3 separate regions of the Homo sapiens genome follow, and all the other regions are linked to region 3. A link is an interaction called in ENCODE POLR2A ChIA-PET data of the cell type or tissue named here. Cell type or tissue: OCI-LY7. All regions are shown on one strand. Region 1 has its middle 27 kb from the start of CXCR4. Region 2 has its middle 40 kb from the start of DARS1. Region 3 overlaps DARS1 (aspartyl-tRNA synthetase 1).

Region 1 (4,000 bases), 170 kb before region 3:
GACCACCAGGTGGGTCCACAGATCCAATGAACCCACTGTGAACCAGAACTGAGCCAGGACTTTATTCATTACCTTACCTCCCTACACCCCCACTCTAAGAGGGGGCCTATGATGATGGTTTAAGTCTTCAGTGTCCTAAAGTCTCTCACACTGAGTCCAGCAGTTCTCAAAAATGTTTGGGTCTTCCCCTTCCCACAACATAAAGTATCAGAATATACAGTCATATATTCCTTTGGGGGAAGGACTGGGAGACTCATTTATAAACAGACTTACAATAGTGTCTCAGGATACTTCCTCCTGGGGACATGAACTCTACTTCAGTCAAAGGGTTCCTGGTCCAAAGACTAACTCAGGTCCAGAAACTGGGCAAGGGATCATGAATTTTATTGTGGCAACATCACTCAGTCTCCTGGTCATCCACCCATGATTTCTCTTGAGCAGTACTTTCATTGGCTGGCCACCTATATTGCCCTTAGGGACACTGAGTTCTATTAACTATCTTCATAACCATCTACAGGTCAGGCCCTCTTGGATGCCATTTGACCTCGTTGCTCATTACAATAGTTGTACCTACCTGGCTTCTGACAGGTAATGCTGCCACCTGGCCTCTTATGGTTTTGGGTTCCTATGATCCCCATTGTTATCTGTGAACTCAGTTCTGTAACAGCATCTCCCTATTGTCAGGCCGGGGATACAGGGGAGCCACACCAATGAGCTTCTTAGCAATGCTGGTGCACCCCTCTCCAGCACATTCCTTATTGGAGTGGTCAGTGATGCGTCTTCCTGGCCCTTCTGTAGAACATAGTCATCTTGAAGGTTTTTCACCCTTATGTAGTATATCCTCTCTCATGTGCTTACTTCACCAAGCCTCTTAATTCCTTCTTCCACCATCTGCCACAAAAATTTTGTCATTTGGCCTCAATTAGTATTGACCACCACATTTTCATGCTTCCAGGAGCCATCCTACCAATGTGTTTGTACCATTCCCTGGGAGTTCTTCCCAGAGTGTTAAACCCTATATTCCAGGAGAGAACTCCCATATCAATAACCTCTCTTTTATCAAATGTATGATCTGCCCTCGTCAGTCCCACATCCTCAGAATCCAGTCCTCTCCTGGGTCTTGCTGGTCCTGCAGTTCTTTGGGGAGCATAGCCCCTTCCCTCTCTGGGAAGGACCAGCATGTCCTCAGCTTATGTTATGATTTAGCCCTAATCATTGACCTAGTGGACAAAAGAAAGGAGAGGGGAGATCCTACCAGGAAGGAGCACATGTCCTGCAGGGAGAAACCTCGATATCATCTTTAAGCTAAAAGGGAACACCATTCTTGATAGGGAGATATAGGCCACTTCTTCAGGTTCAGAAGGTTCAGGTGAATCTCAGGATTCAAGATTTTTGGATGCATTAACCCAGATGTCCCTATCCTGTATCTAAAAGGCTATTCTTTCCCAACTAAGGCCATAACTTTGTAATAGTAGACCAGCCTCAGTTGAGACTTTAGCCTTCCTTAGAGCTCGGCAACTCTTCTACTTAAATCCTGAGCCTGATCCTTGGCTCTTTCTCCCGCTGAAGGAGATAAAAGCCTCTTCATACGCTACCAAAGAGACTGTCTGGATTTTAAACTTAGATTTTAATTGCCAGTTAGTCATGCTCAGCTTTTCATAATCTTTTTCCAGAGCAAAGTTTAGTTACAGCCACCAAATTCCACTCTCCTTAAAGTTCCCATTTCCACCATATTTCTCAAAAGCCTAAACATTGCATGAGCTATCACATTCTTGTCCAGGTTTGTGCCATCCAAGTTCACTACCGTCAAAAGTTTTTTTGTGTGTTTTTGTGGGATTTCTTGAGACAGGATCTCACTCTGTTGCCCAGGCTGGAGTGCAGTGGCACGGTCACTGCTCACTGCAGCCTTGACCTCCCAAGCTAAAGTGATCCTTCTGCCTCAGTGCCCCGAGTAGCTGGGACTACAGGCATGTGCCACCATGCCTGGCTAATTTGTGTGTTTTTTGTAGAGACAGAGTCTTTCCATGTTGCCCAGGTCTGGAACCCTGGGGCTCAAGTGTTCCTCCCGCCTCAGCCTCCAAAAGTGCTGGGATTACAGGCATGAGCCACCACGCCTGGCCGGCAAAAGTTTTAGTAGCTATACTGCCACATTGAGCTCTCTGTGCTTCACCTACCACCAATGATGGGAGCCTCATTACCACCAGACAGCTCATGACCTAGACCTAAAATCCCATTCCAGTGAGTGCTTGATCCTATCTTTTCTGGGGCCAGCTATCACAGGTTGGGTTCCCCAACATGCAGGATGTGTTTTAGGGCTTCTTCTTGGATTAACACCTATGGAAAGGAGGGAAAGGAAGCAAGATTTGTCAGAGGGAAAATTTGAGCTGTGATCAGGTCCTAAGCTAGCCCTGTGGGGAGGAGTTCCTGAGTGGGGATGACCCTTCGGATGTGCTCTGAGTTGGGCTGAGGGGGCTGGGCCTCTCTGCTGCACAATGATCAGTCAGCCCCTGGAAGGAGGTGTGACCTTGGCTGAGGCACTTTTCTTCAGCCCAGGCATCCCCAGAGAGCACTGACAGCTGAGAGCTGTCTTCCAGAAGCATGTCCAGCAACTTGGGGATGGGGGAGAATGCATTTTTAATTACTGGAGGGGGATCAGGGCAGTGGACATCACAGCACCCACCACCACAAAGGAAATGGTGACAGCTAGGAACATGAGGAAATTGCAGTCACTGATAGATAGTGACATATTTTGGCTATTCGCAAGGAAGGAGGTTTTGAAATGAGAGATGAGATAAAAAATAATTTCTTCATGGTCATTTCTATGGTTTCACGTGACTTGCTATAAGGGCATATCTCACTGATATAGTCAGTATCTTGTACACACTGAACCTGCATGGCCATGAAAAGGATAAGATAAAGGGATTTTTTAAAGGCTGAACTACCGTGTAAACAGCTCAAAAATACAAAATAAAAAATTGATTTGTTCCCAGCATTTAATGGTTTTTCACACTTGTTGGAGAGGAAAACCTATTATGTATTATTTTATGTATTTAAAAACACACCTAAATGTGGCAATAAAACATAAATAAATACGTTCAGAGCCAAATGGAACCCAAGAATAGATTAGGAATCCATTTGCTGTTATCTCCTGATGTGCAGCATCCAGTCATCCCCCATTTGATGTGATAAGCTCATCCTCTGAGCACCTGACAAAGCACTGAACGTGGTCTTTAGAGAGAGCCCTTGCCATAATTTCTGGATCTGTGAAATCCAGAGACTAAACTATCCAGAACCAAATATATGTGCCTTTCCTCAAACCTTCATAACTGCAAGATACGATTTTCTAATTTAATAAAAATAGGAAAAGAAATTAAAATATTTAAAAATGAAAAGAAACAATAAGTATAAAAACTGACCTAGTGCAGACCCTGATCAATGAGTCAAGTGAATGACACAAACAGATTATGGATGTCTTCATGAGAGACTGCCAGCAATATTGTCCACCCCATTGCAACGGAACAATTACCACTTAATTTTTAACTTATTTTTCTCTTACGACAGATACAACTTGTAATCAATTTGTTATAATGTACCTAAACTGGTGGAGAGGGCTCTGGCACCAGCATACACACACAAACACACCCACACACTTGCACACACACACCCCTCTACACAACAACTAGGGCAAATATGCTTTTACCTCTAGTCTCTATTGAGGTTTCCCTATAGGATATGTATTTTCAACTGAAAAAATACGTAGGTTCTGTTGTTAAAATCAAGATTGAAGACCACAACACTAAATTACTTGGAGCTCTATTGTTAGGCTATAAATTTATCTAATTATTCTGTCCATTTCTATCACATTATCCTGTATTATTGTCTCTGTAGCTCTTTATTGTCACTTTCACGTCCACATATTTACTTGTTTATTGCATGCCTCCCCCACTAAAAGATAAAGCTCTTTGAGTACAAGAACCATGTCTCTTTATCACCACATTTC
Region 2 (4,000 bases), 50 kb before region 3:
TTATTATTTTGTAAGAACACTTGCAATGAGATCTGTCCTATTAACATATTTTAAAGTGCACAATATAGTGTTGTTAGCTATAGTTACTAAATTGTATAGCAGGTCTCTAGATCTTAATCATCATCCGTTCTTAATAACTGGTAGTGCCCAGCCTAAGATATAATGTTTAAGAGCTCAATTTGAAGGAAAGCAAGGAGTAGGTCTCATATCATACTATTTTTGGACAAACATAAAGGAAAGTTTGTATTCACACAACTAGTAAAATCTGGAAAAGAATATAGATCCTGGTTTGTAAATCAAAGTCTTGTGTATGCTGTTTGGCATAGATGTTAGCCGGAAGTGTGTGTGTGTGTGTGTGTGTGTTTGTGTGTGTTTGTGTGTGTCTGTGTGTGTGTGTGTGTGCGCGCGCGCACGTGCAGTTAAAAATAAGCTGGCCGACAATTTTCTAGTTTCCTATTGGAGCAAAAAGTTTAATTCTTTGTTCCAGTGTTCCCATCCTGGTTCATTGTGAGCTGAAACTGTTCGCCTAACCCTCAGGGTCAAAGAGTTCTGTGTAATTGGAATGCTATTTTGTTTTCAGGCTGTTTGATGTTAATGGCTTGATTACCAATACAGTGGTGTAGCAAGGAGTTTCATTTTGGGAGGTCTTAGTACCATATGTCAACAAATAACAAGAAAAACATTCCTTCATGTCTCCAAAACACACACACACACACACACACACCCCAAATCCTGATTTACTCCCCCAACAACAAATCTCTTTCTAAACATTCCATCTAAAAAGCTTTCCAATTAAATACTTTTTTAAAACCAGCTTTTTATTTTGGAATAACCTTAGATGAACAGGAAGTTGCAAGGAGAGTACAGAGAGTTTTTGTATACCCTTCATCAATTTCTCCTAATGTTAACATTTAACATAACTTTGGTTCATTTGTTCAAACCAGGGAATAACAAACTGTAGCAGCCTGTAGGCCAAATCCAGCCCACTGTCTGTTTTTGTAGGGCCTGAGAGCAAAGAGTATTAAATGTTTAATGGTTAAACAATCAAAAGAAGACTAATACTTCATGGCATGTAAAATTTATATGAAACTGAAATTTCAGTGCTCATAAATAAAATTTTAGCCAAACAAGTTGGTTCACACCTGTAATCCCATCACTTTGGGAGGCTGAGGCAGGAGGATCACTTGAGGCCAGGAGTTTGAGACCAGCCTGGGCAACATAGTGAGACTCTATCTTTACCAAAAAAAAAATTTTTTTAATTAGCCAGGCAGTGAAGTGTGCCTGTAGTCCTACCTATTTTGGAGGCTGAGGCAGGAGGATTGCTGGCACCCAGGAGTTCAAGACTGCAGTGAGCTCTGCCATTGCACTCCAGCCTGGGCAACAGGCTGGGCAACAGAGCAAGACTCTGTCTCAAAAAAATAATAATGATAAATTTAAAAATAAACTTTTACTAAAATAGAGCCATGCTCATTCCTTTATATATTTGTCTGGTTGCTTTAGCTCTACAGTGACCGAGTTGAGTAGTGGCACACAGACCATCTGGACCACAAGCCCCAGAGTATCTCCTCTGCTCCTTTACAGAAAAAGCTTGCTGACTCGGGGTCTAAACTAAGAAATTAATGTTGTTACATTACTATTAACCAAAGGACAGGCTTTATAGCACCAATGTTTCCAATTTCACGATGCAATCCAGGAACCACACTACATTTAACAAATGTATTTTCGTATGGTGAGCCTCCATCTATTTATCCACCAGGTGCATGGTAGGTTCTACTTTGGAAAATTTTCCTGACTCACAAATGAATTTCAGCTGGACACTTAAACAAGGTTTGTTTTTGTTGTTTGTCTGGGGTTATTTATGTCTTTCACACAATAGGCAGACAATGGAATACAACATCTGGGCTAGGAATGCTGTGCGAACTTGAAGATGGAGGAAGAGCTGTATTTGTTCAAGCAGTTCACGCGCTGGGCTAAGATAGAGCACCAATTCAGGGCCTTGAGAAAAGGGGGTTCCCAATGTCCCCCCTCGCACGGTGTGAGGCCTTCTCCTGATCCCACGCAATCCCTGCCTCAGCTCCCTGTCCTTTGTTTCCTGTTCCCCGGGACCGGCCTGTGAACCACGCGGCTATGCCTTTCAACCCGGCTGCGGCGGCTTTCAGTGCGCTCTGCAGGCGCGATCGGGCGGCGTCCAGTTGCCGGGCAACGGCCTGACAGGCAGCTCACGTTGCCGCCAGGGCCAAGACATCCGCACCAGCCAGTCTGCACCGCGAGCCTGTGGCCTGATTTCTCCCCCTCCATTGTTGTCGCTAATACAAAAGGCTACAACTCCAGTGTGGTCACTGGGCCTGCATTGAATTACACGCCAGGCCATTCTTCGGGCCGGAGCCTTTGTAGGCTGGGATGCGTTTCCTCCCAGGGCCAGAACTCTGGGCCTCGCCAGCCTTTACGAGTTGTCTGCCTCCCTCCGCCACTTCCACCCACCTACCGCCTTTGTTCCTTTCAGCTGGCAGCCAGGCCCTCGCTTGCCTTTTGGTTGGTATGAGATCACTGGCGGCGGGCTTGAGCAGTCCTTCCCACCCGCTCCCCTCACTCTCAATTAAGCACTGCGCGTAAAATCCCAGGCCTATTCAGTCATCTCTTCTTATCTCTTTCTCAACCATCCCCCCAACACCCATCCCTCTCTCTCAAGTTTCTAAGGCTGCCGTTGCTAGGGAACTCAAACCTGAGGGCTGAAGGGAGGTTTTCTAAGGTGTCTGCCAAACTCCCAAAACTCAGAGGGCGGAGGCAGCACAAAGTCTTTGGGATTCCCCAAACGCTGAAGAGAGTTACATGTAACTCACCACCCTCTACCCCATATCCTTGTGTTCAGCATCATGTTTGGATTCCGGGAAATTCAGTGGTGAAGTGGGAAAAGAGATTTCAAATCACACTAAGAAGCAATTTCTCCTAATGTAAAAGCTGGAAGGGGTCTCCTCTCAAAGGAAAAACATCCCAAGGTATGAGTTTATTTTTCTTCAACAGTGTAACATGGACAAAGAGTGTTCTTACATCAGCTATTTGATAGAAATCCTTACTTAATGAGGGAGGAATGCGTGACGATAACAATATGCTATCTGGCTTTTTAAATACCAATACCAGGCTTTACATGGTGGCTCATGCCTGTAATCCCAGCACTTTGAGAGGCCCAGGTGGGAAGATTGCTTGAGTCTAGGAGTTCGAGACCAGCCTGGGCAACAAAGTGAGACCCCTGTGTCTACAAAAAATAAAAATAAAATTAGCCAGTTATGGTGGCCTGAGCCTGTAGTCCCAGCCACTATAGAGGCTGAGGCGGGAGGATGGCTTGAGCCCAGGAGTTTGAGGCTGCAGTGAGCCTTGATCTCTGCAGTGAGCCGTGATCATGCACTCTAGCCTAGGTGACAGAATAAGACCTTCTCTAAAAAAATAAATAAATACTATTACCATTGTGAAATGCCTCCTCAGCTGGGGTCCCCAAGTGTGGGCTCCACTCACAGCGCCATCCGCAGGCCGGAGCAGGAGTGCATGCTGGCTACAACCAGTGTGGGAATCCAGGTCTACCTTGCTCCTGCAGCCTTCTGCCATCTCTTTGTGTTTCTCCGATTATTCCCTCTACCCTCTGTGTAATATTCTGTTAAAACCTAGGCATAAGGCTGGGCATGGTGGCTCACACCTGTAATTCCAGCACTTTGGGAGGCTGAGGCAGGTGGATCACCTAAAGTCAGGAGTTCGAGATCAATCTGGCCAACATGGCAAAACCCTGTCACTACTAAAAATACAAAAATTAGCCAGGCGTGATGGTGGGCGGCTGTAATCCCAGCTACTTGGAGGCGGAGGTGGGAGAATTGCTTGAACCCGGGAGGCAGAGGTTGCAGTGAACCGAGATCATGCCACTGCACTCCAGCCTGGGTAACAGAGCAAGACTGTAAAAAAAAAAAAACACCTAGTCACAATGAAGTAAGGTAGGCCATGAGAGGGATTCAAA
Region 3 (4,000 bases):
CACCCAGGCTGGAGTGCTGTGTTGCGATCTCGGCTCACTGCAATCTCTGCCTCCAGGGTTCAAGTGATTCTCCTGTCTCAGCCTCCCAAGTAGCTGGGATTACAGGCATGCGCCACCATGCCTGGCAAAGTTTTGCATTTTTAGTAGAGACAGAGTTTCACCATGTTGGCCAGGCTGGTCTTGAACTCCCGACCTCAGGTGATCCTCTCGCCTTGGCCTCCCAAAGTGCTGGGATTACAGGCATAAGTCACTGCACCCAGCCGATAGAGCATTTCTTAATTGTGTTTTATAATTTTTTTATTGTAGAATTAATACATGCCCATTATTTTTAAAATTCCAGCACTTTATACATACATTTCACTCTTAGGGCCACCATTGTTAAGAGTTTGTCTATTCTTTCAGTATCCTCCCCTGATGAATACTGACAGACTTTGAGAAGAGTACTGGTGGAGTTTTAAATTTTCAAATAATGTTGATTTGCCTTCCTGAAAGGTTGGGCCATTTATTCTGCCAATAGTCAGTCACATTGTATTATAATCCTTCATTTACTCGTCTCTCTCCCGTTATACTGAGAGCCTTTGTTCTGTCCAAATGGGGCACTTTTTCCTAAACATAGTAATTTAGCAAATTAAAAGATAGAATGCATGCTACAAGTAAGCCTGAACCAAGAATATTTCCCTTCACACCCATCCCTTTATTTTACGACTGCCATGTCTGTTTCTTCTTAACAGTTAAAACTCATGAGTGATACTTCCCAGTGGTTATGAATAAGACCTTTTCAGTGAGACAGATGTGTGTTTGAATCCTGGATTTGTGCTTACAATCTGTTTACTCTACGCAAATTGCATAACCTTTCCAATCCTCAGTGTCTTCTCTTAAAACAAGTATATATTAATACCTAGCTTATAAGATGTTATGTAGTAATATTTATAAAGTATTTAGCTCTATGCTTGGTGCAGTGTAAGCCTTCGATAATTGAGTCATGTTAATGAGCATGACAGTTACTTACTTGCCTTCCATCGTAGTTTTTTGTGGGTCTTATTTCCTGTTGTCAGCTCTTGGAAGGTGCTACTGCTTATTTTCTTGCTTTGTTTGGTACACAACACATAATAAGAACCCTACCGAATAATAGATGAATAAAACAGGTGTTTTATACACATATAATAGAGCATTGTCTTCTGGGTCTTGTTCTTGCTGTCCAGTAGCTCACTCTAATTGAGATCAGCATGTAAGTATGAAGCATCACGTAAGTGAAAAAATATACAGGTTGAGTATCCCTTATCCAGAATGCTTGGGACTGGAAGTGTTTTGGATTTTGGATTTTTTTTTTTTTTTTTTTTGGAATATTTGCATTACTGGCTGAGCATCCCAAATCTGAAATCCAAAATGCTCCAATGAGCATGTTTTTTGAGAGTCATGTCGGCACTCAAAAAGTTTTTGGATTTTGAAACATTGCACATTTTCGGATTTGAGAATGTTCTTCCTGTACCATCTGCTAGTGTTTTTTTTTCCATTTGTGACAAATTATTTTAGTCTCTTAATTGATAGTGCCTCCTGCCTCAAAACATGAAACAAATTGCAAGGTGTAAGGACTTTATTGATGATATGAGCTAATCATGGTGGGTGGATAGGGAGAATTTATGAGTGTCAATGTTATGAACAGACTGAACGGTTTAAAACTTTCTTAAGAGTTTTTAATTGAGGAATTTCATAGCACTTTTTATTAGTATATTAACTGTTATTCTATCTCAAAAAAATAAATTATTTATGGGTATTGGGGAATTTTGGAGGGGCTAAATGCTAATTGCACTATTTTAAAACTCAAACAGCACAAAAACTAAAGAATAAAGCAGAAAGTGTAATTCACTTGTTCTGCTCCCAAGAGAATAAAAACACTGTGAAAGTTTGAAATGATAGAAATTGCTTTAAACAAAAATTGATACTTTTTCTTTTACAAAAGTGAGTTCATATGCTGTATCAGTGTTTTATGTAGCTCTACATGATCATTTACAATATTTTTAATTTGCAAAATTGAAAAATTTATTCTAGATTATAAAAGTAATAACCATTTTTTGTTAAATACTCAAGCATTATAGAATTAAATCAGGTATAAAGTGGAAAACTGACTGTAATCCTTCTTTACAGATTTGTGGGTTTTTTTGGTTGGTTTGTTTGAGGTGGAGTCTTGCCCTGTCACTCAGGCTGGAGTGCAGTGAGGCAATCTCAGCTCATTGCAACCTCTGCCTCCTGGGTTGAAGCAATTCTCGTGCCTCAGCCTCCCAAGTAGCTGGGATTACAGGTACCTGCCACCACATCCAGCTAATTTTTGTATTTCTAGTAGAGATGAGGGCTTTTTTTTTTTTTTTTTTGAGTCAGGGTCTTGCCCTGTCACACAGGCTGGAGTGCAGTGGTGTGGTCTCGGTTCACTGCAGCCTCCTTAGCTAGGACTACAGGCATGCGCCACCATGCCCAGCTGATTTTTGTATTTTTAGTAGAGACAAGGGTCTCACCATGTTGGCCAGGGTGGTCTCAAACTCCTGACCTCAGGTGATCTGCCTACCTCGACCTCCCAAAGTGCTGGGATTACAGGCTTCAGCCACTGTACCCAGCCTCAGATTTGTTTTTATGAGGAAGTTGAGGGTCAATGTGAGTGTATATGTGTGTTTGAGCTAAAATTTTTATAATACTCTGTATTATTTTATAACTTGCACTTTTCTTTATCTTTTGGATATCTTTTCATGTCTGTGCGTATAGGTTTTTTTTGTTTGTTTGTTTTTTGAGACAGAGTCTCGCTCTGTCGCCCAGGCTGGAGTGCAGTGGCACAGTCTCCGCTCACTGCAAACTCCGCCTCCCAGGTTCACATCATTCTCCTGCCTCAGCCTCCCAAGTAGCTGGGACTACAGACACCTGCCACCACGCCCGGCTAATTTTTTTGTATTTTTAGTAGAGACGGGGTTTCACTATGTTAGCCAGAATGGTCTCGATCTCCTGACCTTGTGATCCACCCACCTCAGCCTCCCAAAGTGCTGGGATTACAGGCGTGAGCCACTATGCCCGGCCGCATCATTGTTTTTTAATGGTTTCATAGTATTTCATAGTATGGCTATATTTTTTTACATATATTTTATTTTTCTCATTTGTATAAAGTTCAGATTTATCCATTGTTGCTTTAATTTGTGTTTCAGTCATTGGTTAGATTAAACTTCTTTTCCTGATATGTTAACTATTTTGAACTTCTTTTATATATTGTTTGTTCTTGCCCTGTTCCTATTTTATTAAAAAAGAACAAATAATTTTCTCCAAGTCTGTTTGCATTTCAGTTTTTTGAGGCGAAGAGAGGCATTACAAATGATGATCATTATGTCCTTTTCTTTCAAATGTTTGTATCTCATTTCTTGTTTCTCTTTGCAATACTAGTAGGTTCTCTAGTACTTCAGGGATTCACACAATGAAGAATTTTTGAAAGAGCAGAAATTCCAGTTCTAAATGAATGATTTTGAGTTTAAGGTTCTACATAAAATGTCATTAGAAAATAAATGGCAAAGTTTTAAAAAGTAGATTAAAAGTAGTTTCCCAGCCAAGTTTTCTGTTTGTCAGGAGGAGATGTTGAATTTTATCAGACCTTTTTCTAGCATTTCTTCCCTTCAAAATATAATTGTGTTATGTGATGTATATGTAGAGAGGTTCATTATACTATTCACTCTGCTTTTGTGTTTGTTGGAAATTTTCTGTGTAATAAAATAAATTTTAACGTAGTTGATCCTCATTATTCGTGGACTGCATATTCGCAAATTCACCTACTGGCTAAAATGTATTTATAACCCCAGAACACTTGCAGCACTTTTGTGGTCATTCTCAGTCATGCCAGACCTGTACATGTGCAGAGTGGCAGAGTATTTGCGTCATCCAGTACACACATTCCCAATTAAAGTCAAACACAGTAATGTTCTGCCTTCTTGTTTCAGCTCTCATACTGTAAATAAGCGTCCCTTTCACAGTC

The links. ChIA-PET counts read pairs that join two places held together with the same protein. Peaks named below come from ENCODE experiments on the same cell type or tissue, not always from the same donor. Only the 100,000 strongest peaks of a DNase experiment are listed, where the experiment ranks them.
Region 1: POLR2A ChIA-PET joins it to region 3 with 5 read pairs; 10 of 35 experiments call an interaction of 5 or more read pairs at or near these places.
Region 2: POLR2A ChIA-PET joins it to region 3 with 6 read pairs; 7 of 35 experiments call an interaction of 5 or more read pairs at or near these places.

What each region holds. Positions count from the first base shown.
Region 1 is chr2:136,142,960-136,146,959 of GRCh38, reverse strand. No RefSeq gene overlaps it. Among named protein-coding and RNA genes, the nearest start is that of CXCR4, 27 kb to the right of the region's middle. In OCI-LY7, no CTCF peak of the experiment used is centred here; no DNase peak of the experiment used is centred here.
Region 2 is chr2:136,023,910-136,027,909 of GRCh38, reverse strand. No RefSeq gene overlaps it. Among named protein-coding and RNA genes, the nearest start is that of DARS1, 40 kb to the right of the region's middle. In OCI-LY7, a CTCF peak has its summit at 3,542 (motif pointing left); a DNase peak (open chromatin) is centred at 2,199.
Region 3 is chr2:135,974,123-135,978,122 of GRCh38, reverse strand. All of the region lies in intron 3 of DARS1 (aspartyl-tRNA synthetase 1), which reads left to right. Among named protein-coding and RNA genes, the nearest start is that of DARS1-AS1, 9.1 kb to the left of the region's middle. In OCI-LY7, no CTCF peak of the experiment used is centred here; a DNase peak (open chromatin) is centred at 2,402; H3K4me3 peaks cover 2,440 bases; H3K27ac peaks cover 3,614 bases.